Regions from separate parts of the Mus musculus genome. Here region 1 is linked to region 2. A link is a loop called in an ENCODE intact Hi-C map of the cell type or tissue named here. Cell type or tissue: left cerebral cortex. All regions are shown on one strand.

Evidence for each region. A loop is a pair of places that touch in the nucleus more often than their neighbours do. Peaks named below come from ENCODE experiments on the same cell type or tissue, not always from the same donor. Only the 100,000 strongest peaks of a DNase experiment are listed, where the experiment ranks them.
Region 1: it touches region 2 in a loop (16-fold over the local background); 3 of 42 quality-filtered maps call a loop at or near these places.

The regions. Positions count from the first base shown.
Region 1 is chr17:11,614,445-11,622,444 of GRCm38, reverse strand. All of the region lies in intron 6 of Prkn (parkin RBR E3 ubiquitin protein ligase), which reads right to left. Among named protein-coding and RNA genes, the nearest start is that of Gm41525, 46 kb to the left of the region's middle. In left cerebral cortex, a CTCF peak has its summit at 751; DNase peaks (open chromatin) are centred at 2,567, 3,100, 3,335, 4,728 and 3 more places; H3K27ac peaks cover 3,668 bases.
Region 2 is chr17:11,381,742-11,389,741 of GRCm38, reverse strand. The region is part of intron 4 of Prkn (parkin RBR E3 ubiquitin protein ligase); the gene reads right to left. Among named protein-coding and RNA genes, the nearest start is that of Gm41526, 250 kb to the right of the region's middle. In left cerebral cortex, no CTCF peak of the experiment used is centred here; DNase peaks (open chromatin) are centred at 4,309 and 5,987; H3K27ac peaks cover 2,501 bases.

The DNA.
Region 1 (8,000 bases), 230 kb before region 2:
GTGGTTCACATCTTGAGTTGGGCTCCTAGGGGAACTCTTAGGGCACTCAGGTTAGATTTCTCCACTCTCTGAAACAGATATCTATAGTCTTGGCTTGAGACTTTAATTTTTTTGCACACACACACTTGCATGCACATGGACACACAAGTGTACACTCGTGGAGAACATATCAAGTCCTCAGTGTTCTATTTTGTTGTAATTCCTGCTTTGGTTTGTTCAGGAGTCTGGGGCAGAAGATTTGATTATTTCTGTCTTGGAAATGTGGCCCCAGTGCATTGAAAGAAGATTATCCTGAAATCACATCAGTGGCTCCTTCCATTCCCACATCATCACTTATGGAGAAAAAGAACAGGAAGAGAATTGATGGGCTCTGTGTGTCCACAAACATCTCCACTCACCTTCCTCACCCGCATCCTTCCTAAGAGGGTCTAATCTGTGGGCAGTTGGTGGCATAGCTCCCTGGCCTGGGCACCACAGGTTTTCCAAGCTCAGTGCTCAGAGTATGTGGAAGCAATGGGACAGTGAATCTTCACTCTTCCTGTCCACCCTGATCCCCATCCTAATATGGGTAATGCATTGGGAGTCTTGTTGACAGAAATGTAAGAGAAAGTGGGAGAAACTGAGCATCTTAACCCACTTTCAAGCTGTGCTTACTCAGTGGGAAGATTACAAGAGAGTAAGAAAAACTATCTTCTCCCAGACAAACTGAATTCATGGTGTGCCAACTTCCAGGAAACTAACTAGATGGCGCTGTGGAGCCCACAGGCAAGGGTTTAGTTATTGCACACTAATAAACTCGGGAGACTCAGATGCTGGATAAAGAGGGGTGTGTAAGGCCCTGTAATAACACAGAAGGGCATGGTGAGCTGGTGGATGTGGGTGTGCATGCTGTAATGCGATTTGATGAACACTCTTCTTAGAATTAGAGGATGTTCAATGAATGAGCATTTATCTCTGTCATTTCATCGGTGCCCCCAGCTAGCTGGTGATATGTTCGTGAAAACCCACATCATTCACTTAGGGTTACCCACATCATTCACTTAGGGGTCCAGTCTTAGGGGTCGTATGGACAGTGTTATAAATGGAGGTTTCACCTCAGCGTCCTTGATTGTTTCTTCAAACCGTGAAGGATGACAAGCATCAGTAAATCACTGACGTACAGATGGGAGACCTCTAAGAATAATGTGCATCCAAGTGACAACGGGACAGACTCACAGCACAGTTAGACTCACATGTCTCATACCCCTACAGACAGTTCCCAAGTTAAGTTCCAAGAGTTGGGAGTGTTTGAGAATCTACACTGAAGGAAACATTGAAATAAACTTCTGAATTATAAATGCTTTGGGAACATGTACTTATCATAATGTTAGTAAAATAATTAATAGAATACCGCACACAGAGAGATGTCTGGTTCCCCGGTAGTCAAACTGCTGCTTCTGCCCTCCCACATATGCCTGGTGCTGAGTGACATTCGTCAAATCATTGTGAGTCATTGTGTGTATTTAAGGGCTGGAAATTGGATACTTACTTTGGCTTTATATCATTCTTTCTTTTCTTCCTGTGTGTGTGTGCAGTTCCTCTAGTCTTCAGATGTGTAAGTCACAGAGGATGGGATTCTCATGAACTCCTTGACAGATGGAGCCTCATTTTGGGTAAGAGCTTATGCAATATCATGATGTACACAGACCCGAACATACTACATGCACCTTTTCTTTTCCCAACTGCAGTTACTTGAAATAGAATCTACCAGTAGTCCTGCATATGCTCAAAGAACAGAGACCTGCAGCAGCACTACAGTGAGTGTGTGATGGCAAAGCTCCACACTGCAGTGAGGAGCCCACCACCCAGGGCTGTGAGGAAACACTCTTCCCCCTCCCCACTCCTCACACCCAGGCTGCTGTGACGAACTCCTTACCAAGCTTCTATAAGTAATAGCCAACGCTTACTCCCATGAGGACCCACTCATTCTTCTCATTTCCGTAAGGAACCCCAATACATGCTTTGCTTCAACAAGCTAGACTTGGGTGGCATGGTTTCTGTTGTCCTCTATGTGCAGTCCAGCAGGGACTGTCTGTCCTCTTGTCTGCCTTGCAAGCTTGAGTGAACTGTCATAGGCTCAGTGGGATTTTGTCTCTGTAGCCTTTGCAAAAAACTTGGGTGCTCCTGCCTGGCATGTGGGGTGTCAATCTCCCAGGAGCACATAGTTACCAGACAGCAAGGATAGCTCCTTTCCAAGAAGGGAACCTAGTGGAGTCTTTTCCTTTGCACATTCCCCTCAATGCGTGCCACACAAATGCCCTGCTAAGAGGACAGCTGTGCTTCTTTCATTCCCACCCCCGCCCCCCAAGCTGCAGCCTGCAGGAATGCAGCAGATTGCTTATCATTTCTTCTGGCTTTAATTCCTCTTTATTTTTCACCCTAGCCACCCTGGGCTTTCAGTTCCCAAACAGTGTCAGCACTATTCATTCTAGCCTAAGGCTCTGCTCCCCAGAGCACTCTGGGTAAAGTGTGAGCCAATTGATTGATGTAAACGCTTTCTGGTGATCTATGAGCGAGGAGGCACCTGAAACCAAAGTTGTTATCATTGTCATGGTGTCTACTTCAAAACATGGTGGTGCTGAGTGACCTGTGGCACCGCTCTGAAACTCAATACAAGGAGTTAAGAGAAAAATCAATGGAAATGTGTTAAATGGTAGCAAAAATCATATTTCAAGTGGAGTTCAAAAGAAGAGAAAACCAAATTAAAATAAGATTTTTAACTTGGAAAATGAAAATCTAAAAATTGACTCTGTTTAGATAAGGCAAATGTGGGTGAGGCTGTGGAGAACACACGGCATATGCATGTATTTAAATAAATGAAGACTTGCACACACTGAGAGTGCAGGGGGAAAACTAAGGCAATTCTGTTCATTCTTGCGGAAAACCCATTACTGTACAAATTCGAGAGTGAAGGCTCCTAACAGTTCAATTTGTGGGTGTCTGCACCCATGTTTTGCTCACTGCCATTTTTCTTCCATGAAATGTGATTGCCACCCTGTCTCAGATGTGGCAAGTCTCAGCGTTCCACCCAGTCAGTTCTAGACAGATGGCCACAACACACATTTTCCAATCATGCCCAGACCAAGATTGAATCTGGCAGAAGCCTTAACTCATAACTTCCATTCCCAAAGACACTAAACATATTTGCTTGGTAGCCTTTCTGACAGCATCCATTAAACACAGAGGCATGTAGGGATGGATGCGTGGAGCAGGGTGGGAAGAGAAAGTCATGCTGGGATGCATGACTGGAAGAGGACACTCCAAACGGGAAGACTTCTGCTCCACTCTCACCTGCAACCCCTCTCGTGAGCCTGTGTGAGTGGCAGAGTGCCACCTTGCTTTCACTTGGAGTGCAGTGATATGACTCACGCAGTGAGCTGCTTTCGGTGATGCTCTGACAAAAAAATCCTTAAGCAAGGAAGGGTTCTCTTGGATCACAGTTGGAGGGGCAGTCCATCCTGGTGGAGCCAGAGTGGTGGCAGGAACATGGGGCATCCAGTTACATTATATACTCAGGATGCAGGGAGTGATAAATGTTGGTCCTCAGCCAGCTTTTCCTTTTCATCCATCTTGGGATGTCCTCCATCCTCCACCATGGAAGGATTAGGATTCTCTTCACACCAAGGATGCGTTTTCCTACCTCAATTAGTCCAATCAAGACGTGCCCAGAGGTTTGTTTCCATAGTGACGCTAAATTACATCAATCTGATAATCAAGGTTGAGCATCACACCCACCGAGATGGGAATGCAGCCTGCAGCAGGGTGTAGGCCTGATGCATGCAGCTTATGAGGAGGGGTCTGCGGACAAGAAGTAAGTTGGGATGGTTACCACATGGATATTGTGGCCACAACACGCTGGCAGCCTGACTAATGGATGTTCTGTGGCTGAACTGTTTCCATCTGAAATAATAACTCCCCAGCTCCAGAAAGAGGAGGGCCCTTAACACCCCTGCAACTCTTCTCACATCTTATCATTATGATGCAATGGAAAGGGGGCCAGTTATCTCAAGAGCAACATGCAAACAACATTGTTTTCAAGGTGCTTTAGAATAAGGAAAAGGGGTTCCCCCAATGGGCCAGCACTAGGTAAGGAGCATGAGAATGGAGGGACCTGCTTTGACTATGCTGGTAATCTGTTGACTGCCATCACAAGCTCCTCGTTGCCCTTCACAGCCATGGGGGCAGGCTGCTGTTCCTTACCTCGTCTTCTAGGGTCACAAAGAGTCATTCCTACGTGAGTTGTAGGAACCTGTTCTTGTCTCTAGGTTTATTGAGATCAAGGCATGACATCTGTCCACAGACTCATTTGTACCACGGCAGTGTCTTTATCTTACTAGCGGCAAAGTCTCATGGGGACACTGACTCTTGAACCAAGCCATTTTCTTCTATTACTTTCATCTTTTAAGAAGTATTTATTATACATATTCTCTTTTGTTATGTTTAAGGTCGGTAAATAAAAATAGTATCAGTTTATGATGATATGCAATATGACATTTTGAGCTGTGTAGATACTGTGGAACTGCTGAATCAAGTTAATTAGCATATTCATGACCTACCGTAGTTTTTATCTCCATTTATGGCAAAGAGACTTAAAATCTGTTCCCTTACCAGCCTTCCAGCATGTCCTATTTTTAGTAAGTATAGTCACCATGTTATATGACAGAGCTCTTGAAGTTATTATTCCTGTCTAATTCACATGTCATATGTGCTCTGATCCTTACCCTCTGGTTGCCCTGCTTCTCCAGATGAGCATGTCTTTTTACAGAGTCCACATGTTTAAGTGAGCCCTCGCAGTATTTCCTTTGCTATGCCTGGATTATCTCTCCAAGGTTACCTGTGTTCCTATAAATTACAGGGCCACTGCTTCCTATGTCTAAACTATTTAAACATAGTTTCCTGTTGTGTATATGGAGCACATTTCCCCCACTTTAAACATCCATCCATGGGGACTTAGGTTCATTCTGACTATTGTAAGACCGCAATAATCATGGGATATCAAATGTCAATCATAGGCATGTGTCTGCTGTCTGCAGCATAAATGCGGTCTCTGTTCTTGCTTTGCCCACAGACTCCTAATGGTATCTAGCACATTAAAGAGATCAAAGAAAAGCAGCCTGGGAAATCCTGACAAAGTTACCAAAGCCTGCTGTGACTGTGCTCCCAGGCTACAGCAAAGCCAGACACTGGCTAGTCTCGGGGACCCAGTTCATTCACTTTACAAAGACTCTCTAACAACAGAAAACATTGGCTCTGTATAGTAGTGACAGTATGGTACTGACATTCTAGAGACAGAGATGCTAATAGGCTGAATCCATGAGTTCGGCCTCCTGTGTACCCAGCTTTAACCAGGAGATATAAATGGCTACAGAAACATACAAGTAGCCATTAACTTCCACTCACAGCCTCAGTACCAGATACAGTGGAATAGACAGAAAAGCTTCACTCAGATATATTTCTAAGTACCTGTGACACGGTGGGTGATTACAGATGATCTGCTCCCTCCTTACTTTGGCAAAATGACAGTGACAGAGGGAAGGATTACCACTCTCTTGCACTGGGCCTGGGCACCCGCCTCGCTGTAGGCTACTGGTACGGAAGTCCCAGGGTCCACCGGGGTTCCTGCTCTTCAGAACACCAGTGCATTTCTGCTCTTGAGTTTTGGGGACTTCTGCTGTCTAGCTTGTGTGTGGCAAATTTAAGTAGAAATGAAGTTGAAAGTGGGTTGACTGTCTTAATCATGGCTTGTAGGTGATGCAACTAGCCTGGTGCCTTGCTGAGAACTTTGAAGCGATGGGTCAAGGCAAGGAGACATCAGGTGTGGGAGAACAGTTGGAGGGAGGAAAAGAAGAGGGGAAGGGATTGGAGGAGGCGGTTCCCATCAAGGCTCTCTCTCAGCCCAGCCTAGATCTACAGCTGTCCCTGGTCAGTGCTTCCTCTGGGAAGGTTTCTGGTCACAACACTGTCAATAGTACATTCCAAGAACACACCTGGGAACTACATCAAAGCATTTATTGCACCCCAGTAGGCAGCCATTGGCCTGGAATCCTTAGCCATGTTCACACATGGCTGAGCTTTCTGCTGTGTAGGACTTTCTGGTCCAATATCTCAAGTAGAAAAAAAAAAAAGGCTCCCATGCTCAGGACATTACCTACCGATGCCATCCCTACCCCACTGTCTGTTGGAAGTTTAATGAGATGAGTGCCTTAGATTACACAATGTTGGCTAAAAAATTAGTTCCTAGACAATCCAGAGTCTACCTGAAATGTTGGTGAGGGCAGAGGCCTTTTCTGCTGCAGAAGTTTTATAGTGTTGAGTTATTTGCCTCAGGTCAGTGTCCCCAAATTTAATTTCAGAGTTTTTTAGATTTTTAAAGTTAGGGCAACCCTTTACTGCATTTAAAATCAAAGATTAAAACCAAAAGAAAACAACAACAAAAACAGTTGTATGGGGTGTAACATAATTTTTTTTTTAAACAAGTGCTTTATGGAGAAAAAAATAGCCATAAGAGAAAATGGCTGCTTTTTGTGCACTGAAGGATCAATTCCTGAGAGTAGGAGAATTTGACTTTCAAAGGCACACACTTTACCTTGTGGTGTCTGTATTCACAAAGCGACATCCTCACATATGCCATCCTGGAGTAGGGGGTCTCACCCACAGCAGTTGGGATGGCATAATCCCATAATCCCTTGCTCTGCACATCCAGAAATCCGAAGGATGGACAGTAGCATCCTTGCTCCCAACCGGCTAGGCAGAATCCCTCCAGTAGTAGTCGTAGTCGTAGTCGTAGTCGTAGTCGTAGTCGTAGTCGTAGTCGTAGTCGTAGTCGTAGTAAGAGAGAGAGAAAGAGAGAGAGAGAGAGAGAGAGAGAGAGAGAGAGAGAGAGAGAGAGAGAGAGAGAGAGAGAGCAAAATGTGTGAATGAACTGGTGAGGAGTGAGTGGTGGAGAGTGAAGTGTCTGCCTGTGTCCCTCCTTCCATGCACAGGGCATTGCCACTGCCGTCTTCACCCCACTGTCTGCTGGAAGTTTAATGAGATGAGTGCCTTAGATCACAGAGTGTTGGCTAGAAATCAGTTCCTAGACAATTCAGAGTCTATCAAGTACTAGTAAGTCATTGAACTGACGAACCACGGGATGAATGAGAAGAAGCCCCCCATACCAACCTGGAACCAACCCCCCTACAATACCAACCCCTTTCCTAAAGCCAGGAAGCCCAAGAGGCCATCAGAGCATCAGAAGGAGTTTGAGGGCCAAGAGGCCTGCATCCTTCCTGGGGTCTCTGGTCAATGTTTCCCCAAGTTCTGAAGGGCATGGCACTGTGGACACAGCCCTGTGTGCAGCCAGTGACTTTCCTGCTGTAAGAAAGTTTTTTAGAAGTAAGCTGCTGCCTAATAACTTTCAGAATGGCCCATTTACAGAAGGGAAGTGAGGCGTGCACAAAGAGGCAGGTTGTTAGGAGCATAGGGTGCCAATCCCTGTGCAGAAGAAGCAGGGGAGGAGGTTGGTACTGATTCATATCAATATGGAGCCTGCAGCTAATCTAGCTTCCAGCACCCCCAATTTGCAACCTCAATCTCAACATACACTTGTCCCTGTGCTAATTCTACCAGGATTCCCTCTGGAAAGCAGGCTGCTGGGGTCATCTCTGGTTCTTGGGTGGTAGGTAGTGATGATGTCATCGGGATAACATCCTATGGTGACTGACCCAGAGATTCAAAGGCAAGCCAGAGGCCTGGTACTATGGTTGTGCTCTCTGCTGGTACCAGAGGAGCAGGGACTGAGGTGTGATGGAAGGAGACAGACATCTAAAGCCCTAGTTCTGTCAGGAGCCTTTTGGATTCCTTCCAGAAAATTCCACTAGATTTTTTTAATATGAGAAATATGCTTTATAGCAATTTTAACCTTTGGCATTGTAGTGAGTCATTATTTATTTTTGAGGCAGGCCTTTGAGTCCACAGGTAAG
Region 2 (8,000 bases):
CCCACCTAAGTCCCAAATCTTATGAGCAGCAGTTGGGATGATGGGCTTCTTGTCAGACTGCTTGTCTAAAGCACACAAGGGAATTACTATTTTTTTAAATCAAAGCCCTCGATCAATTTTTCTCCAATTGTTTCATGGGCTACATCTGACCCAAAGCACATGCGATGGCAGGCTGAGATGACATGTGCCTACTGGTTACAGAAAACCAAAGAAAATAGAACACACTCAACCAGACATATATCAAGGCAGGCAAGGATGAATGTTGCTCTCTGTAAAAATAATTTCAAAGGTTTTCTCCAACAAAGTTGTTGATGGACGAAAGCAGGGAAAGCATTCTTTCTTCTTACACCATTTCCCTTGGGACAGAGTGAAGCTATATGCGATGTTTAGTAGTAACCGTCAGCATGATAGAATCCAAAATCCCATGGAAGAAGAGCTTCTGGACTTGTTTATCTGGGAAGTGGTCTTGATTAAGTTGACTAATGTGGGTGGCACCATTCCCTAGGCACAGGGTCCTGAACTGTATAAGAATGGATAAAGAGAGTTGAGCACCCTGTATTTATATTTATTGTTCCCTTCTTCTGAATGTGGATGTAATAAGACCAACTGCCTCATGATCCTTCTGTCTTGACCACCTACCATGATGAAATGAACCCTTTTTTTCCCTTGCATTGCTTTGTCAAAGCATATTTTAATCATGACAACTGTAAAAGAAATCAGTGTGTTGCTATTAGAAAATATGGGTAGATATTGCTCCAAGGCATGGCAGGATATGTCAGTCTTCCTGTAGAGAGATGATATCCACAGGGCATGAAGTCTCAGGACTTCGGGACCAGCGCCAAGAAGGATGGGCTGAGCTGTCAGGTATTTGTATATTTTCTCTCAGCTCCAAACTCAGCATAATGCTATGGGTCCAGATCTCCAAACTGCTTTACCAGGAATGCTTTGCCAGCTAGATGAGGAGAAGCCTGGGCATTTGGGAAGCACAAGTTCAGAATGTAGGAGCAGGTGAATAGAAACTTCACAGCTCCCGTCTGTTTGTGGTGTATAGCAGACAGCAGCATCTCCACAGCAGTACCCCAGTGGGGCCACTTTGTACCAGAAGCAGCTACTGTTTCTGCTTTTAGATTCTGCTGACACCTCCAGAACCAGTTCCCCTTGTCCCTCTAAGGAGCCAGTACCAAGGATTGGGTCCTCGAGCACCGAGGTAGAGATGCCAATGGAGCTGATTTTTCTGCCAGGGAAAAGATCATGGAGATTAGAAAGCTGAAAGTCAGCCTTGTCTGAATCTATATAAACATTCACTTCATGTCCCAGGGTCTGGTGTCTTGCTAATCAACGCTCTAACCACCACACTAAATACTTGAAGCTCTGGATGTAGCTACAGTTCTGTCACCTCTCCTGCTTCCATAACATTTCCAAAACTCAGTTCTATAACTGTAAGAAAAAAAGAAAGAAAGAAAAGGGAACATCCTTTCATCTTGTAGGATGAATTTTTTTAAAGGTGTATGTTGTTACTGTTGTTGTTTTTTAAAGTTATTCTGGGGTTCTGCTTCTCTTTCTCTGAGCTTCCCAGCCTTTCAGTCCTGGAGCCCCGTTGCCACCATTCTTACCGCCATAGGCAAAGCCTGCAGGGACATTTTTGTACAAAGCACTTGTTTCTTTCAGCATTTCTCTGTGCCATTCATGGTAGAGATTGTTCCGTGTCTTTTCCCGAATGTCTGGTTCCATCCAATAGGATGATCATGAGACAGAACAAGAGATGCATATACTTCTGCCAAGGATGGTTGTTTGTGAAGTGAAGTCGGCTTGTTGTTCCAAAGCATTATCTTGGTCACTGGAGGGAATGCTGTGTTAGTAAGGTTACAAACATATAGAACAAGTACGTTGTGAAGCTCATTATGTGTTAATTGGGCTAATCAATATGTGCTAATAAAGCTTCAGAAACTAAAAGTACTTCCAGATTCAGGGTTAAAAAAAAAAAAAAAAAAAAAAAAAAGGTTATAAACAGATGTGGACCCAAACTGATTTTACAGTAGTTCCAGAAAAGTGTGAGTTGGTTACTTCTGCAGTTCCTGAATATGGTAACTAGAGTGAATCTAGTTAGCCACTGCCAGCATTATCACAGATCTTTCTGTTATTTGGAGACAGAAACACTAAGGCAGAGATGAAAAGAAGCTCTTGAAATACCTCCTCCCCTACTCTCAAAGTGGATCACCTTAGTACCCAGAAAGTAGAGCCAAAATTAAGAAAAAAAAAAAAAAACAAACTGAGATGCTCTGCTGCCATTTTGGAGTCTTGTTACAATGAAGGAAAAAACATATGGGTGGCAGGCACATTGGTCTCAGTTACTGAGAGAAATTGGATGGCTATTGTACAATGATCTCAGAGAAAAGGGGATTTGGATATACTTAGCTTTTCAGTGGGGATACCTCTTGGTATTGTATTGGCAGATATTGCTCCCTGTCTTTTCCCAAACGTCTGGGTAATCAAATAATCCTATGTCCAATAATCAAAATTAATGCAACTGTGAGAAACAAAGCCTAGATGACAGAATATTTGGAGCCTTTGAGAATTAAAATTTAGACCACCCTGTCTAAGGACAAAGGGAAAATAAAACATAACACATAGTTCCAGTCTTTACAAAGGGAGATGCTGGCGAGGAAGGAGGAGACAGAATGAGAACCACTAGGCAAGACCTAACCCTCATCCCTGCTAAGGTTTAAATGCAGCACAAATACGCATGTGCACCATGCACAACTTATTCTTTCCTTACTTCCCATACTTCTCTTTTGTGTGTGCTATGGTCAGTTTTAAAATTTAACGTGTTCTTTGGGATCTATGATGTTCTCGTCCTACTAAAGATAAACTAATAGTAATGACTCTCGGAGATGGATGGCATGCAGAATCATTGGGAGATAGGCCCCATTTTATAAAAGATGGCAAGACAATTGCTGCGAGCATGATTAGTTCTTACTAGGAGTAAAATACTTACTGTTGGGAAAGGAGAACTCAAACACACATATGTGTAATTCATACAGCTTAGCTTCCTATACCCAAATCCAGGGTCTCAATTCTACTCTTCGATGATTTGGTCAGGGTTTACCATCAAATTATTCAACCTGCTAAATCAACTAATTTTTCAACTAGATTAGATTGTTTCAAAAGGATATACTTAAGGGAGGCTAGAAACCCTGCATGGGGGAGGGGGTTGACATATTCTTCTTTCCACTTGGTAGATATCTATAGACATCGACACAACAGCAACTGTTCCACGGAAGAGCAAAACTCCCTCCTAGATTTGTCTCTTCCTTCAGCCTCTAGATTTGGAACCAAGATAAATAACTTCCTCGTGTTCTTGGAGTGGTCTAAACCTCAGATCCAAGAATTTTCACCAGAGAGCCCCCAGGCTCTCCCATTTGTGCCCTGACACCAAGAGGTGGTTGGGCCTCGGCCTTACCATCTGGTTCCTTGTTGCTTTGGGTTTTCCTTTTCATGTTCTAAAACTACACAACCATTCCCTATCTTAAGATCCCTGTGTGAAAAGCCACTGGGCTTTCTCTTCTCCAACTGAGAATGGAACACAAGAGGATTCAAACTTGAGAGTTCCACATACCACCCTAAGTACTATGCGGTAAAAAGGCTACGCCTGGGGTCAACAACAGTGGGCATTAAGTCAGAATCTGGGTTTTGAAGTGTAAGAAAATGAAGAAGTACAAGATAACTCCATTTATTTTTCTGGTGGATGGACACGAAAGGGTGCATTCATGGGTGTGGATGTGAGGTATGTCAAATGGCTATGTTTGGGGAACATACAAGCCTAAATTATCACATAAGCAACTTGCCTTGTATGTAAGAAGATGGTAATGGGCTAAAAGTGAAGATTTGAGACTGAGCTTCAGATAAATCTATTTAACTCTAACACAGCATGAGACAATGAGACAGAAAAGGCTAGAGAGGACACAGATGGGGCCAAGGAACAACATCAAAGAAGAGCTATTTTTAGGAGCCAGGAGGATGGTGTGTGTGTGTGTGTGTGTGTGTGTGTGTGTGTGTGTGTGTGTAACAAAGAAGAATCTGTCAAAAAGAAGGAAATTTCAAGAATGAGTCTCAATACTGGCTGCAAGGCAGAGGAGTGTAGGAAGTGGGTCCTGGAGGAACAAAGGGCCATCTCTGTCAATGCCTCCAAGGGCTGCTCAGCTTGCACCAAGTACAGTGATTATAGAGTGAGTAACTCTCCAAAAATACCATCTTCTAAACTGCCAGCTGTCCTGTGGGAATGGGACACGTCATCTCTAGTTCTGACTTAATAAGGACACCAACAGTCTGCAAGCAGAAATAGGAAGCACGCTGCCAAAATCGTGCCACACATCGCTAAGCCCAGCAGTCAAGATGGCCCATGCAAGCTTCATGCTTCAGACCCAGTGCTCTGGGAAAGGCTGCAGGAGGCCCTTCCCTCAGCACCTCAGCTCAGAAGCAGGTGAGCAGCTTGGCTGCTCCTACGGAGCATAGCTTCGCATCTATCCTCTCTTCACCACTTCTTCTTCTTCTTCTTCTTCTTCTTCTTCTTCTTCTTCTTCTTCTTCTTCTTCTTCTTCTTCTTCTTCTTCTTCTTCTTCTTCTTCTCCTCCTCCTCCTCCTCCTCCTCCTCTTCCTTTTTTTCTTCTCTTCCTCCTCTTCCTCCTCTTCCTCCTCTTCCTCCTCTTCCTCCTCTTCCTCCTCCTCCTCCTCCTCCTCCTCTTCCTCCTCTTCCTCCTCTTCCTCCTCCTCCTCCTCCTCCTCCTCCTCCTCCTCCTCCTCCTCCTCCTCTTCTTCTTCTTCTTCTTCTTCTTTTTGGTTTTTCGAGACAGGGTTTCTCTTTAGAGTCCTGGCTGTCCTGGAACTCACTTTGTAGACCAGGCTGGCCTCGAACTCCACCCACCTCTGCCTCCCGAGTGCTGAGATTAAAGGTGTGCGCCACCACCGCCCAGCCTCTCTTCACTTCTTGCTGGCACGGTACGCAGATGTACTTGGCTGCAACATGGAAATATTATCATAGGTTCCGTAGCTAGCAACAATATTTTTTCCTACAAAAGGCTTAAGATGAAGTGATTATCACAATTTCAGTGTCAGGGATTCTTCTAGTGAGAGTTGGAAGATAGGATTAGGAAACAATTAAGAGGCATCTGCGGAAAACGGCTAGCATCCATTTTGCTCTGCTCCTCTCATTTAACCATGCATGTACACAGCTCACCATTAGACACATGAAAGTCAGAGTCATTATAGAATGCCTTTTCTACTTCCACCTGGAGACCATGGTCAAGGCTTATGATGATCAGATGATCGAGCTGAGATTGGTGACATATGTTCATAATCCCAGCACTCAGAAGTGGAGACACAAAGATAGCCAGTGTGAAGACTGCCTGAGGGAGAGTGAGTCTACAAACAGACACACGACTCATATGTTCACATACATGGTGGGGGAGGAGATGGAGGAAGAAGGAGATGGAGAGGGAAGAGATGGAGAGGGATGAGACAGAGAGAGACACACAGAGAATATCAAATGACCGAGTGGAATAGAATGGGTGTTCATTCCAATCTCTCAAGAGAGAATACAGAGCAAGCAGTCTATGTAGCTACTGAATGAAGGTATGACTGAATGTAGTACACAGTAGCCAGGAGGCATGCCATGTGTGATGTGATGTGATGTGATGTGATGTGATGTGATGTGATGTGATGTGATGTGATGTGATGTACATACATCCTAAGTGTATGTCTCTTTTACAGTTAGAGAATGATTTGCTGTATTTAAATCCTGGAGAGCGCTTTCAGAGGCAACACCCACTAGAGGGTCTTGCGAGAAGCAGATGCCTTGTTGCTAGAAGTGCTTCTCCTGTGAGCATCCACAGAGGCAGGGCTGTCCATCTGCCACCCCTCCCTCGTCCCACCATACTTCGTAAAGATGGAAATAAACTGATTAACATAGCATATGTCTAAATGCACAATAAGAGACAGTGGTAGACACAGCAGCTCTGCCAGACACTTATCTTCTATACAGAAGCAAACCCCATGGCATGGGCTTCTTGTCCTCATTCTGTGATGGGAGGCAGCACAGTGAAGAGAGCTGCCTGTGCGTGGGCTGCAGGGGTGTCTCCGCAGCATTGGATGACTCCCGAGTGATGACACCAAGATTCTTGCTCAGGGCCATGCATGAAGAACGACAAATGGCTTTAGAACTCATGGAATGCAGTCCATGGGTTACCATAACCACATGGGTGTGCCTCAGTGTAGCATGACCTGGAGGACTGTGCTCTTATGGAGTTCTGCTCTGCTTGCTACCATCACATCCCTCTTAATCTAAGGACTATATGAAAACTTTAAGGGGGCTTCAAGTCACTCACTGGACAGTACTTCTGGCATTCACCATGCTCATGCTTGGTTTCTTTCAGGCATCTCTCCTGGAGCAGTTTAATGATTCTATTACCACCCTAGAGAAGAACTTAGAGACATAGATTACCAAAAATGACTACCACCCTTAGAAAATGTTTGGGAAAATAAAGTTAGGGAACCAAGGTTGAGGTGTTTTTACTACTGTCTTTGATGTAGAAAATCTTAGGATACAACCTGAAGTTAAAAAAGGCACACTCTTATTAGTTAAACTCGGGAACTTTTGTTGTTCAGAGAACAAAACAATGGCAGCCCTGGCTGACGTGATTCTCACTGAGGCTGGGCTGCTGCTGATTGATTTCTTACACCCATATTTGCCCTCACCTTCCTGATATGATTCATAGAGAAATGATGATGAATAGATATGCAATTTGAGGACTTAAGGTAGATATGACTGATTTTTAGGTAAAAGTTAAGATTCTTACAAGATTACTTTTAAAGATAAACAATAAAATGCTGCCTTCCAGTAAGAGAAACTGGCTGAGAAAACTCCCTTGCTTGCTTACACTTTGTTAATCCACAACGAGTTGCTTAATTATGAATTTATATGGGTTTTTCAGAATAATTTGTTTTCTTTACTTGTAGTATGTAATGTTATATCTTATAAAGTTATTGAAAAACATTATTTTTTCATAATAATTCACTAGAAGAAAACTAAACTATAATCACATTGCAATTGTGTACTGCTTGAAAGATTTTGCTTGGACATATAAACTATAGAAGAAAGATCAAAGTAGGGTAATAGTATATATAGTATGGTATGGTATGATATGGTATGGTATAGTATGGTATAGTGTGGTGTGGTGTGGTGTAGTGTGGTGTGGTGTGGTTGTCTTTCCCATCCATCAACTATGTATGTATACACAAAGTTTGTGCAAATGGAGGTTGGAACATTGTGCCTTCCATGTATCAACTGTGTATATTTATGTATGCATGTGTGGAATACTTAAGAGCTGCTTGTAGGAGCTTTGCTCTAACCATTCTACATGTGACTATGTATGTCTGTCTGTAGGCCTGTATACATGTATGTATATATGTGTGTGTATGAAGTTATTGAACTCTGTCTTTTGTTTCATCCAGTGTTTGTGTATGTGTGTGTGTGCACGTGTGAGTGTGCATGTGCATATGCTTGCACATGTGCACACTTTATGGGGTTTATGAATTTTCTCTCTTTCCTTCTCTTTCTCACCAGTTCCAAGGAGTTAAAAGAGTTCATAGTTTTTCCACTAGTCACAAAGAGTGCAGCCCCAGTAAATTAAGCTTTGTTCCCTCAGGAAAAAAAAAAGTCTGCTGAGTAATTTCTCTAATCGCTGGCTGCCTTTGAAAAGCAGCAGCCCCTGTAGGTATCTTGATCCACCCTGTCAGTGGCTCTAAGCACTGAACCTTAACAGCTGCCTGCCTCAGTTTACCTGCCACATGAATGCTAAAGCCAGAGTCATTGGCAGATTCTGCAAGACAGGCTGGTCCTCAAAGGTTCTCAGCCATCAACTGCAAAAATTAGGTCTGATTGGTTTGGGGTGACCTTACAGTGTTTCTTCACTTAAATTATCTGTATGCTGTAAAGGATTAAATTA